2 separate regions of the Homo sapiens genome follow, and region 1 is linked to region 2. A link is a contact called in ENCODE Hi-C or POLR2A ChIA-PET data. All regions are on one chromosome and are shown on one strand. Each heading gives the region's core, a stretch centred on a gene start or an enhancer-like site at or near the end of the contact. The rest is flanking DNA. Distances are from core to core; before and after follow the strand shown.

Region 1 (6,255 bases), core at 1,056-3,555, 36 kb after region 2:
AGATCTGTCCCCTCTCAAAGTGGGGAGGGGAGATTTTGGCCAGGATTTTCTCCGCAGCTGGCGTGACTTCCAGTTCTTGACAGAAATGTGTAAGGGTTACCTTGGCGATTAGGTGCAAATGTATCTTCAGGGAGATGAACCCAAGGACAGCAATGGAGGTTTTATACCCAGAGAGGCTCTAGTTTGGGGAGAGTTGCTGGCGGAGGTAGGAGATTAGCTGCTGCTTGGTTAGTGAAAGGATGAGCCAGTCAGATCCAGTCAACAAAGAAAGCAGGGGCTCTCAGGGTTGAACACAGTTCAGAATCCCCCACAGAGCATTCACAGGGCAGGTTATCAACATTCTGCCTCCAGATACTTTTAGGCCAGAGTGGGCCCCAGAATTTGCATTCATCACCAAATACCCAAGGATTCTGGAGCAACTGGCCTGGGACCCACGCTTGGAGAAGTAGTTTTAGAGGGAACTCGGCATTTGGGAAAGAACACTGGACTAGATGTATGAAGACCCGGGTTCCAGTCTACTCGGTGATTGGCCTCAGGTGTGTGCCACTTCACCTTTGGAATCTTTTTGTAAGTTGGGTACAATGATGTCTGCTGCAGTGACTTCCTAGGGCTTTTGTGATGGTCGCGTATGTGAAATCCCTTTGAACAGCATACATTTTTCTATAATTGCAGGCTGTTGTCATTGCTTCTACAGTTATAATAGAAATGTCCAGAAGGGTCTGGATTGATTGAAGCCAGGGAAGGGAGGGGGAGGGAGAAGTAGACCAAATGATCTCTGACGGCCCATAGCTTCTGGGATCTTCCTTCAATAAGAAAATCCAGCCAGGCACGGTGCACACCTGTAATCCCAGCACTTTGGGGGGCCGAGGTGGGCAGCTCGCTTGAGTTCAGGAGTTCAGGAGTTTGAGACCAGTCTGGGCAACATGGCAAAATCCCATCTCTAGAAAAAATACAAAAATTAGCTGGGCGTGGTGGTGCACACTTGTAGTCCCAGCTACTTGGGAGGCTGAAGTGGGAGGCTCACTTGAACGCAGGAAGTGGAGGCTGCAGTGAGCTGAGATTGTGCCACTGTGTTCCAGCCTGGGTGACAGAGTGAGACCCTATTAAAAAAAGAAAAAAAGAAAGAAAGAGAAAGAGAGAGAGAGAAAGAAAGAGAGAAAGAGAAAGAGAAAAAAAAGAAAGAGTCCAAGGAATGTCCCTCTTCCCCCAAATCCAGGTAGTGAATCTATTTCTTTAAGGTGTGGGTGCTGGTTTGGTCTTGAGAGAGACAGGTAGCAAGGGGAAAGGTAGCAGGGCTCCCCGATGATAGCACCGTCTGGATTTCCTTCCTCTTTCCCTGGTGCTGATGTTGCTTCAGCTGAGCGATTAGAGCCACGGGATGCTGCCGGGAGCCCCGGGCATGTGTGACCCGTCCTGCCCTGCATGGTTTTGCTGACGTTCTGCGGCATGAGGTTGGGGATGGGAATAGCTTGCACCCGGAGTTCCTGTTCTGTGCGTTCCTTCTCAAGCCAGCTCTCGGAGGCTTGGGTGTCCATGGCAGAGCAGGGTTGGAACAGGGCCTCTGTGTTGCACACCTTCAGGGGGCACAGTTCACAGGGAATGCAGTGTAACTGTCCTGCTGGAGTGGTGCAATGGCAGACTTCCTCCCTGGCCAGCAGGGAGGCATCCTTGCTTTGTTACTAAACTCCGCTGGTTCCTTGGTTCTATAGTCTCTATTCTGTTTCAGTGTGCAATGAGGTCAGCAGAAACACAGATAATAACGAGGCTCATGATAAGAGTAGTGAAGACTGTGTTCTCCCTAGACCACTTCCATCATGTTTGGTTTCAGCATGCATTTGGAAGCAGTCATTTAATCAGCAAGTATTTATTGAGTGTGGCTGTGTGCCTGGCACTGTGCACAGTCACTGAGGGGAGACGGGGCGGGAGAAGGGAGTTGGGGGACTCGGCGGATAAGCTATCTCAGACAGTAGCAGGTTAGCTCCTTTCTTTGGCCTGTGCTTTTGGTATCTGTCTCATGTTGTTAGCACTTGGAAGATGGGTGCTGTGCTTGTTCTAGCTTTGCTGGAATTTCTAGGGGTTGGCAGGGTGGGGCTAGGAGTCATTTTGCTGTGGAAACTCAGGGGGTCACTTTCAGAAATGGAATGTAGGCGTGCCCAATGCAGCTCCTGACTCACTTTCCCCATGGCTGGTGGATTTGAGGGTGGGCCTGGGAGTTTCCAGTCTGTGTAGAGAAGGGGTGGTGGTAAGGGGATGACCAGTCTCCCCCTTCGGAGCGCCTCAGGTCAGCACTCCTTAGTGAGTTTGCTTCCCTACCTCCACCCCGGCTGCCAGCCTGCTGTGGCTCTACGTGCTGCAGCTGGGCCCGCAGAGCTTAAAATAGCAGCGTGAGCTGGCCGCTGGGCATGTGGGGAGCCCGCCTGAGGCCTGATGGGGCAGCCGCCTGGGCTTGGGGCTCTACTGGCTTTAACCACTGGGGTAGAGAGTGTTTTGGGGGGTTTCTTCTAGGCCCAGAGCTGGAGAATGGGGAATGGATGTAGCTGGAGTTCGGGTGTGGCTGGTGCAGAGGGGAAGCAAAGGGCTTGTCTTTCCTAGACCTTTGAATAAAGGGAATGCCTCGAACCTGACCTTGGAGGCTCTCACTGTGGAGCTCAGGGGCCTTCAGACTTGGTGTTCTGTTTGGCCTTAGCTCCGGCCCTCGGTACTGCCCAGGGTTAGCCATGTAGGGTCCCATTAGAGGCTAAATGAAGTGCGAAGGTGGGATGGAGGATGCAGCTGTGCCAGGTCACAGATGTCAGGGCCAGGGCAAGAACGCAGGTATCCTGAGTCTCAGCTGGGCAGGCGCTAACTACAGGGCTCCCTCACTCGCCAGTTGCCTGCTCTTGGGAAGCCAAGATGGCACCTAGGGGTTTGGGAGAGACCTTTCCCAGGCATTCATACATTCTTTCAAAAATACTTACACCTGTCTTGTGTGAAACTGTTCGTAGCTTTGGGAATACAGCAGTAAGTGAAGCAGAGCAGGAGAAGAGAGATGGAGTGTGCTGGGGGAGGTACAGTTTTGAATGGGGTGGTCAGGGAAGGCCTCATGGAGAAGATGCCATTTGAGTGGAGGTTTACAGGAGCTGAGAGGAGTGGCAGTGCTGAGATCTAGGAGAAGAATGTTCCAGGCAGAGGGGACAGCCAATGTAAAGTCTCCAATGTAAGAAACAGCACAGAGGACAATGTCGCTGGAGTGGAGTGAGTGGGCCAGGAGTTTGTTTGTGTGTGTGTGTGTGTGTGTGTGTGTGTGTATACACACAAGTTCTTCTAAGAACTTTGTCTTTTTCTTTGAGAGACATGAGAAGGCATTAGGGGGTTTTGCACAGATCAGTGGCATGGTCTCACTTAAGAGACACGATCACTGTAGTATAAGAGCTAATTTCAGTTGTGTTTTTCTTGGGGAGGCCCCAGGAGACCAGACAGGGGGCTGCCCCATCCTTTCCCTATGACTCGTCCAGCCTCTGTTTCTATTCCCCAAGCTCTGACCTGAGACTTTTACTCCTGGGGAGGAGGGGGCAGGATGGTGCTGGATTTCTTTTCTCTGCCTGGAGTTTCTTTTGGAGGGAGGGAGATGGGTTTGTTACAGTTGTTTGCTGGAGCCTACTTGTACTGGTTCTTGAGAGCCTATTAGAAAGTAATTAGAACATTTGCCTGCCAGTAGCTTGAAATTGGCTGTGGTGGGAGTACTTACACCATGGCATTGGCAAGCGCTCTGAATCGGGGCTTTTCCCCTGTAGAGCTGATTGTTGAACGTCTGCCAGCCCACCACTGGATTGTTACCTCTACTCTACCTGTGCTGTGCTTTCAGAGGGGAGGGCCTCTGTTTTCTTTCACTTGGCAGATCACCTGTGTTCATGCCGTGTGGTCAGAAAGAGCACAGGGGACACTGGATGAGGGTGATGAAGGTTGGGGTTGGCGGGGCAGTGGTGTGTTTTCCAGGATTGGCAGGGCTTGTCCTTTGGTGTTGTGATGTGGGGCGTCTCTGCTTTTCCTAGCTGGGTAATCCTAAATGCATGAGTGTCCTCTCAGCCTGCTTCCTTCCTTCCTCTGCCTGCCTTTGTGCAGGTGGCATGGGTACGTGTATGTCCAGGAGTGGCCAGCTTCGTCCATAAAAGCAGGGCCCAGCACTGGACCCAGGTAAGGCCGCTTGGTGTAAGGAAAGATCACTGTTTTCACTGTTTTGGAAGTCAGGAGACATAGGTTCCAGTCCCAGCTCTCCTTACTTGCTTAGACGAGTGCTCTCCCCTCTTTGGCCCTTTGTTCCCTCTTTTACAAACGGAGACAACTTCCCTGCTTATCTTGCAGGGGTGGGTGAGGGCCAGATGTGATCATTAGTGTGAGAGCCCCTCAAAAAAGCTGCAAGAGTCACCATGAACAGGTCTTGGCTTGCGGTATTCAGGCACGCAGGCCTCTCTCTCCTCTGTCCTCATTCTGTTTGGATGCCATGCAAGCCCAACACGTACCCCTTCTCCAAGAAGCCCTTCCTGATGGGCCAGACTCTCCCTGGGCAGGTCCTCGGGGCACTCCCAGGCTGAACCTCCAGTCCTTGCATGTACTCAGGGGTACTTCTGTCCCACCCTTTCATTTGATTGCTCTTTGCCCAGATGCAGATGGAGCGTTTGCTCTGTAATGCTAATTCTCCTTGGCAGCATCTGCAGTGGCAAACCCAGGGTGGCGTACCTATGGGTGCTGGGGAACTCTGCAGGGACTGATTCATCAGCATAGGTGTCTCGCTTTTATCGAGCTCCTATGAAGTGTGATGGCTGGCTGTGGTGTGTGGGGGTGAAAGGTTCCAAAGACAAGTGCCTCCCACTTGATAAAGTAGTTTCCCAGACACTGCCTCATCTGTCCCTCATGGTCACACTTAACCCCATTATACTGATGAGGAAACAGAGGCATGCTCACATTCATTCATTCATTCATTCATTCAAGACATGTGTCCTGCACTCAGGGAGCTGTCAGTGTCTCCCCGGGTTCCACAGCACTGGGGTGGCCTGCTCTGTGCCCTGCCAGGCTCCTGCGGTACTACTGTGCTTGCTGTGTGTTCATCTCTGCAGGAAGCAGACAGAGCGGCAGGGGGAATATGCATTCATGGAGGGATGGGGGCTGCACCAGGGTGCTAGTCAGGTACCCGGGCCTGGGTGGCAGAGGAAGGGAGGGGGCAGCATCAGTGCCCAGGGTGTGTCCCTGCTGTGTCCGGCTGGCCGTGGCTTCGGGCTGGCATTTCCTCTGGCAGCAGTGTGGGGGAGGGGAAGAGCAGGTGTGCCCTGGCGCCTGGCCTGGCTGGGATGTGGAAGCGCCTCTTGGGGCCGGAGCTTGGGGGATGAGTGACGTGCAGCCACCTGGACACATTGGGCCTCACGGAGCCCAGCCACATTCTCAGAGCTCCAGGCTGGACATCTGAGCCCCCCGGTGGTTTCTGTAGATGGCTGGATCTGGTGGGTGACTCCAGAGAGGGCCTCCAGAGAGGACTCATGGTGGTGATCTATCAAGGTGAATACCTCCCAGATAGGCCGAGGGCAGTGTTAGAGGGTGTCCGATACATACACTGAGGTGAGTATGTGTGGTGAAGGTGGGGGTGAGGCTCGGGGGCTCTGTGCATTGTGGGAGGGACTCAGTTTCTCTTTAGTTTCCTAAGTGTGCACCATGTATGGGGCTGCGCTGGTTGCCGCAGAGGAGCGCGGGTGAGCTCTCCCCGCTTGGAGCTTCTAGTCTTGTACAAAGGAAAAGCATTTATGCAAATAGCTGTCATGCAATGCAGAGTAAAATCAGTGTCCAAAAGAGATGACTAGAACAAGAAGAGTGCCTCTTCATTTTGGGGGATCTTTCTTGGAGGATGTGGCATTTGAGATGAACCTTGAAACATCTCCTCAAGGCTGAGCAGGATGGGGGAGGCTTCGGAGGTGGAGGGCAGGTGCATGCAGGCACAGGGGTGGGCTGCACCTTGAGGGGCTGGTGTTGCTGGAAGCAGAGGGCACAGCTCTGGGATTTGTGGGGAAGAAGGCTGACAGAGTACCATGTAGAAGGGCCCCAGTGACAAGCTTGAGTATTTGTGTTTAAATCCCTGGGGAAGTTTTTGAGCTGATGGCATGTGCCAAGCTCTGCCTTGGGCCAGTACTAGTGGCAGCATGTGGCAGGGTGACTACAGAGGGAGAGGGTGCAGGGAGCCTGGTCAGGAGACTGGCAGACAGGAGGCAGCCCAGTCACGTGTGACTGGGT
Region 2 (6,236 bases), core at 1,263-3,762:
CGCCAGGGGCTGGAGAGAATGACAGGCGTCCCATGTATCCCAAAAATGCAGTGTGGTGTGACAGCTGCCTGCTGCATCCTGCTGAGTGTTGGGGCCCGGGAGACCCTCGCCGAGGAGCAAGGTTGGTGGTGGGCATGCTGCAGCCTGAGTCCTGGTGGCATCTCCACCGACGCGACGGGAAGTGGCCTCTCCCTCCTTCAGGATCGCCCCCACCTTCCCTGCCCACTTCCAGATTCAGTTTGAGCCACCTAGGGCCTGTTCTGCCCCCGAAGAGAGAGAACCAGCCAGCCCAGTGCTGCAACGATGGAAGTGTTCTGTTCTGTACCGCCCAGTACAGTAGCCACCGGCTACATGTGGCCGTTGAGCATTGAAAATGGGACTGAAAATGCCCCAAGGAGCTGGATTTTAAATTTTATTCAGTTTTAACTTAAAATGGAAATGTAGGTGGCCACATGTTGCTAGTGGCTGCCACGTCGGACGGTACTGTTCTAGACCAGTAGTTTTCACCTGCAGTGTTGGCTCACACTGGTGGGTGCCCTTTGGTGAGAGGTGCGTTGTGAGTGCCTTGTTCTTAGTAAGAGATTACTAAGCTGTGTGAGTGGTGTACACATATGTGGAGTCGGGTGGGTCGGGGGGCACAGCTTGGCAGATAAAGGATGGGCTCCTGCAAGTCTAATCTGGGTACATTTGGAGATTGAGTGGAGGGTCTGGATAGGGGAGAAGGAGGAGAGAAGTCTCAAGCACTTCATTCATCCTGGAGACAAAGCGCAAAACTAGGGAAGGAATTTTGAGCAGTGATTCCTTTGAAAGAAAGGGAGGAAGGGCATACATCCCAGGGCCATTGGCTAAAGCACTGTATGGATTCTATAGGGGCTGGAGGAGACCTGAGGCACTAGTGTGTAGCCTGCTCATTTTACAGATAAGGAAACTGAGGCCCATCATACATTGGACCAGAATCTGAGAACTACCCTGTAAAGTAAATTATCTGCCTCATTTTGCAGCAGATAATTGCAGAGAAACTGGAAATCAAAGCCATTGGGCATTTTAGTGGAACCAAGTTTTGGTCCCAAGTCAGTCCAGAGTCACAAGCTGAATTTCTCAGACTCTCAGGCCAACACCCACACTGCCAGCTCATGGCATCCTTTCCAGCAGCTCGGGCTGGGTTCAGGATGCTGGGGTTCCTCCTTCAGCACCTGCGGCCTGTGAGGTGGCCAGCGGTGGGGCTGTGGCTGGCAGGGTATGGAACGTGGGCAGGGAGCGTGGCCGTGGTTGTGTGGGGCTGTCTGCTCCAGGGCCTAGAGCGTGCACATGACCACACTGCCAAGTGGCCCTGCTCTTTGTGGAATCCAGAGACGACTGCCTGAAAGGGACCAGGAGGGACAAGGGAGCAAGGTCAGAGTGGAGCCGAATGCTCATATTCCACTCCTTACAGAGCAGCACTCAGAGGAGACCTGAGTCTCTGCATCCTCTCCAGCTCGGCTGGGAAGCTGCCCAGGCGGGGGAGGGACTGCCCCATCCAGCTGTTGTCCACCTCCCAGCCTCCCCACGGCTGCAGCTGTCCCAGCTCCATCAGTCACGTCCAAGGCTGGGTGGGAGGAGGGGATGAGGAGAAGAGGGGGCCTCTCGGGCGTGCCTGGCCGAGGTAACTTTGGCTCCTGCCTCTAAGGAGGTCTCCAGTTGCTGAGGGAAGAGGGGAGGGTGGTGGCTGCCTCCTGGATCCTGGGTAAATTGTGGGGTGTGGGTAGCTCAGCTTTCAGCCCCCCGCCATTTGTCTCTCTGGGAGGGCCAGTGTTTTATTGAAAAGAATAGAAATGGTCGAATTCTTCCTTCATCTACATCTAACAAGTTCTTTTGGCACTTCTTAGCTTTGCTGTAGTTTTTGTGAATGAATAAATGAAGGGCTCCTCACCTGCCTCCAGGGTAGGGAGATGGGGTCTTTGTTTCTTCCGGCTTACTGGTTTGATGATGGTCAGGCCCTGTGTGTAGGGGCTGGACTTGGGGAGTGTGAGCTGTAAGGATGGGTGTATTTTGTCCTCCAAGTGTGGCAGGAAGGAGGGAGATGCCCATCCTGGCATTACCATTTTCTGCAGCCAGATACATGCCTTGCCTTCTTCTCTCTTTTTTACCTGAAATTCAGCAGAGTCCTTGAAGTCTCTAACAACCTTGCATTCTTCAGAAGCTAAAGAGAGATGCAAAGAGAGAAGTGGTCCTCTTTCTTGGCCAGACCTCAGTTTGCCAGCCTGAAGAATGGAGAAGCATTGCCACCTGTCTCAGTCCAACAGACAACAGCATCATGGTGTAAAGAGTTGATTTGAGCCCTTTGGAAAAAAGGCCCTAGGGGAGAGGCACTTATTTTGTTTTTATTCTGAGCTTTATCTGATCTCAACACAGGACAGGATGGGTGTTAGCCAAGTAATAGCCACCAGTGATTCAAGACCTGGCTTGGAGTTAGAGACATCTGGGGAGCTTTTCAATAATTCAGGCTCCTGGGCCCCCATCCCAGATCTTCTGAGTCTGAAGCTCTGGGAACGGGGGCAGAAAGCTGTATTTCGAAAAGCTTCCCACATGATTTTGATGCAAAGGTAGGTTTGCCCCTTTGAGGAGAAATCCCTTGCTGAACAGATATTCGTAAGTGCTTTTCTCTGAAGTATGCCTGACTTTGGGAGCATTTGTTAATTGATGTATTCATCCAGCCAGCAGACATGTAGTGAACGCCCATGGCGTGCCAGACACAGCTCTGGGCAGAGGGGTGTGGGCAGGATTAGGTGGAGTGTTCTTCCCTCAGGGAGGGCACAGTCCAGTTTGGGAGACAGACAGCACCAGCAGTGACAATGTAGCATGAAAGGTGAGGTGTGGGAGATGCCCGCTGGGCCCGTTACATTTGGCTGGACTTCAGAGAATATGTCTCGGCCTCCCTCGGTCTGTTTCCGCCCCTCTGCCAGTTATAGGCTTAATACCCTTTTTATGTGTATTTGAACAGAATAGGGCACATAGCTGACTTGATGCTGATGCCCAGAGAGATTAGGGGGCTTGACTAAGGCCGCACAGTGAGTTAGTATTTTGTTGATGGGGGGCAGGAATGGGGAGGGTTTCCTTTGAAAAATCTGTGTCATAAAACCCCTAAATGGATTGTAGTATATATGGGCTCTGCAGGTGGCAGGCAGACATGGTGTCAGTCTTGGTTTCAGTCTGTGGCCCGGTGTGAATCTTTGGTTTCTTGTCTACATGCTGAGGCTGATATATACGCACGTTGCTGCTGGTTCTTAGAATTAGAGATATGGTATGGTTGGCCCATGCTAGGTGCTCAATGAATGCCAGCTTTTCTTCTCTGCCGTTGTATTTGGTGTCTTAAGTGAGGAGAGTATGCTTTTTGGGGCCTCAGACTCTCTGAGCCCTCCTTCTAGCTGGGGGTTGCCTTAGCTAATTCCCACTTACGAGCTGATTTCAGGGTGCTGAGTTCCAGGCCCTGCAGGAGATCGAATGCTGCCCCTTCTTCACCCCACGCCTGGCCTGGCCTTGGGGAGCCCTCCCCTGTCCTGTGCCTTTTAACTCAATACTCCCTGACAGCCCCATGCAAATTGCTAGAGCACTCAGAACGCCTCATTTCTCATAAGGCCCCTTCATCCAAGCCTTTGTCCTTCCGCTCAACGTTAAACTCTGTCAACATTTTTTCCCAATGAAGTTCTTCCTCCCTCTGCAGCGTCCCCAGCCTCCAGCCAGCTTCGCTAGCCAGGGACACAATTGGATTGCAATTTCTAGCACTTCCTGGAGATCAGGTCCCTGAAGAGCTATAAAAATCCAGCGGTGTTTCTGGCCACCTTTCCATGTGGTTTGTAGTGCACTGTCAGTCACACACGCCTGCAGAGCATGTGTGTGTTTGTGTTTGCACACGTGTGTGCATGTGTGTGAGTGGGTGCATGCATGCATGTGTATTTGGCTTTAAGGGAGGCTCTCATATTGCATTACCTATGTTGCTAGTTTCTGGCTGCCAGTTTGCATTTCTTAGGCGGATTTTCTGATTCCAGGCTCGGGAGGGCTCCCCTGCACTGTATGTAATTGGGCACGAAGCCCGTGGTGGGGTGGATTTGGGTAATGGCAGGGCTGCATTCCTCCCATTCTTTTCTCACAGGAAAAAGTGCCTGGATATAACCCTGTGGTGGGGATTGCTTACAGGAGGGGCCGGCTGCCTGCCACCAGCCTTCACATTTGGCCCCTGTCGGCCCCCTCCAGCCTTGCCCTCCCACCTCCCCTCAAGGCAGATGCCACCAGCTGGGTGGGCACTGGGGCTGCGCATGCCCCCTCAGTGATTAATGGCCTGCAAGACTTGGCTGCCTCTTCCCGCCCATGCTTGGTGGGACATGGCGCCCATTTCCAGGGTCTTCTTCCTTAAACCCAGATATGAAACAGAATAGGGCAGCCTCCAACGTGAAATGTCTCTTACTCTCTCCCTTCCTTGCTCCCTCCAGCCTTTTTTCCTTTCTTAAAAACAAAACAAAACAACCGTGGTGTGCGCCTGTACTCCCAGCTACTCGGGAGGCTGAGGCAGGAGAGTCGCTTGAACCCGTGAGGCGGAGGTTGCAGTGAGCCGAGATCGTGCTATTACACTCCAGCCTGGGCGACAGAGTGAGACTCCACCTCAAAAAAAACAAAAAAAACACACAGCCGATCTTTGGAATTGAAAAGTAAAAGCCCAACAATCAGGCGTAAGTAAATTTCCTGCAAATGGGATGCCTGCTGGAGGGGGCTGTGATTTGCTGCTTGGCGCAGACAACTCTGAGGAATTTTTCCTCTCCAGCTCTCATTCCCTTGGGGAATTCATGGCGGGGAATCTCTCCCTGGGGAGTCTGACCAGCTTGGAAGGAGGTAAGGCAAGGAGGGCTTCCTGTTTTCCAAGGCACCCCCCTCTGTCATAGCTCATAGGGAAGCAGCTGCCACTTCCCAGCCCTCCTTGCCTGGCCACCAGGGAGGCTGCTGCGGGGTCAGCCCTCCTGATTGTCAGCAGGATCCTGGCACCCAGCTCCTCCCTCACCTGCCACAGGGTTTGGCCTGATGCCAGGGTGGGCTGGGATTTGGCATCCCACCGGCCCCTCTTTTTGGAAGGTCCTGTGGCAGTCCTTCTGTCCTTCTGACACACCTGCCCCCACTTGGCAAGCAGCCTTCCCCTGAGATCTAGTTCCTGAGTGTCCCCAGCGATGGACACAGTGAAACATGTATTGAAAAGAATGAGGGAAGGACAGTCTTGGGGGAGAATGCTGGACTGGCTGTTTCTAGCCTAGAGGCTGTCGTCAGAGCCCCGTTCTTTTCTTTTCTTTCTTTTTTGAGACGGAGTCTCGCTCTGTTGCCCAGGCTGGTGTGCAGTGGCGCGATCTTGGCTCACTGCAACCTCCGCCTCCCAGGTTCAAGCAATTCTCCCTGCCCCCGCCTCTCAAGTAGCTGGGACTACAAATGCCTACCACTATGCCCGGCTAATTTTTACATTTTTAAATAGAGATGGGGTTTCACCATGTTGGCCAGGCTGGTCTTGAACTCCTGACCTCAGGTGATCCACCCGCCTTGGCCTCCCAAAGTGCTGAGATTACAGGTGTGAGCCACCACGCCCAGCTGAGCCCCCTTCTTTTCTTATGCTGCATCAGAAGACAGGGACTCTGAAACCACAGCAGAAATGACAGAGCAGCAGAGGCGCACACACACCTGACGGGTGGGGGCCCCAGGACGGCATCTGTGCTCAGTGCGAACGCTGAGCTTCCTTTTATGGTGCGTGCACGCCTGCGCGTGTGTGGGGTGTGGTGGTGGTGGTGGTGGTGCAGGGCAGGCCTTCCTTGAAGCCCTCTTCAGACTGATTTGTGACACCTTTTCCTTGTGCCTTACCCCTGTGGCAGTCCCGGAAGGGCCTGAACAAAGCAGACATTTCCTGCCTAGCCCTTATCATCATGTGCTAGTTTATTTCAGGGTCAGGAGCTATTGGGCATTTTAAAAAAATACTTATCATATAAGTAATGCCGTATAATAGGAACACAAATCAAAGAAATAGGGGTATAAAATACCTGACAAACCTGCCATCATGACAAATCAGTTTTTTATTTTCCATGATGCCTTCAGTCTGTATTTGCTTGCAAACATAATTTTTTTTTACATGGTTATAGTCAATAATGTAGATAGAATTTTGTGTTCTATTTGCTTTCTTTAACATTTTAAGAATTTTGCATTCTATTTGCTTTCTTTAACATTTTACTATA

Evidence for each region. A loop is a pair of places that touch in the nucleus more often than their neighbours do. ChIA-PET counts read pairs that join two places held with the same protein, here RNA polymerase II (POLR2A). Pooled maps may share reads with other maps.
Region 1: a loop to region 2 is called in a map of heart right ventricle, with 2.3 times the contacts of the local background. The contact joins the enhancer-like site here to the promoter of TSPAN9-IT1 in region 2. A Hi-C loop is called at or near these places in 12 of 168 maps with a recorded cell type or tissue (breast epithelium, heart left ventricle, heart right ventricle and 6 more) and 7 of 50 pooled maps. POLR2A ChIA-PET finds 5 or more read pairs at or near these places in 4 of 52 experiments (BJ, H1 and WTC11).

Annotation. Positions count from the first base shown.
Region 1 is chr12:3,183,291-3,189,545 of GRCh38, forward strand. The region is part of intron 2 of TSPAN9 (tetraspanin 9); the gene reads left to right. Among named protein-coding and RNA genes, the nearest start is that of TSPAN9-IT1, 37 kb to the left of the region's middle. RefSeq lists an enhancer at 5,265-5,775. Within about 2 kb of position 2,306, at least 6 of the 41 ENCODE cell types and tissues checked have a DNase peak (open chromatin) inside an H3K27ac peak, as active enhancers do; they include heart left ventricle, heart right ventricle and psoas muscle, where a contact is called at or near this core.
Region 2 is chr12:3,147,285-3,153,520 of GRCh38, forward strand. It overlaps TSPAN9-IT1 (TSPAN9 intronic transcript 1), which reads left to right and starts at 2,513. Exons shown (of 2, transcript NR_046833.1): 1 at 2,513-2,582; 2 at 3,701-4,192. All of the region lies in intron 2 of TSPAN9 (tetraspanin 9), which reads left to right. RefSeq lists enhancers at 1,362-1,907, 3,771-4,584.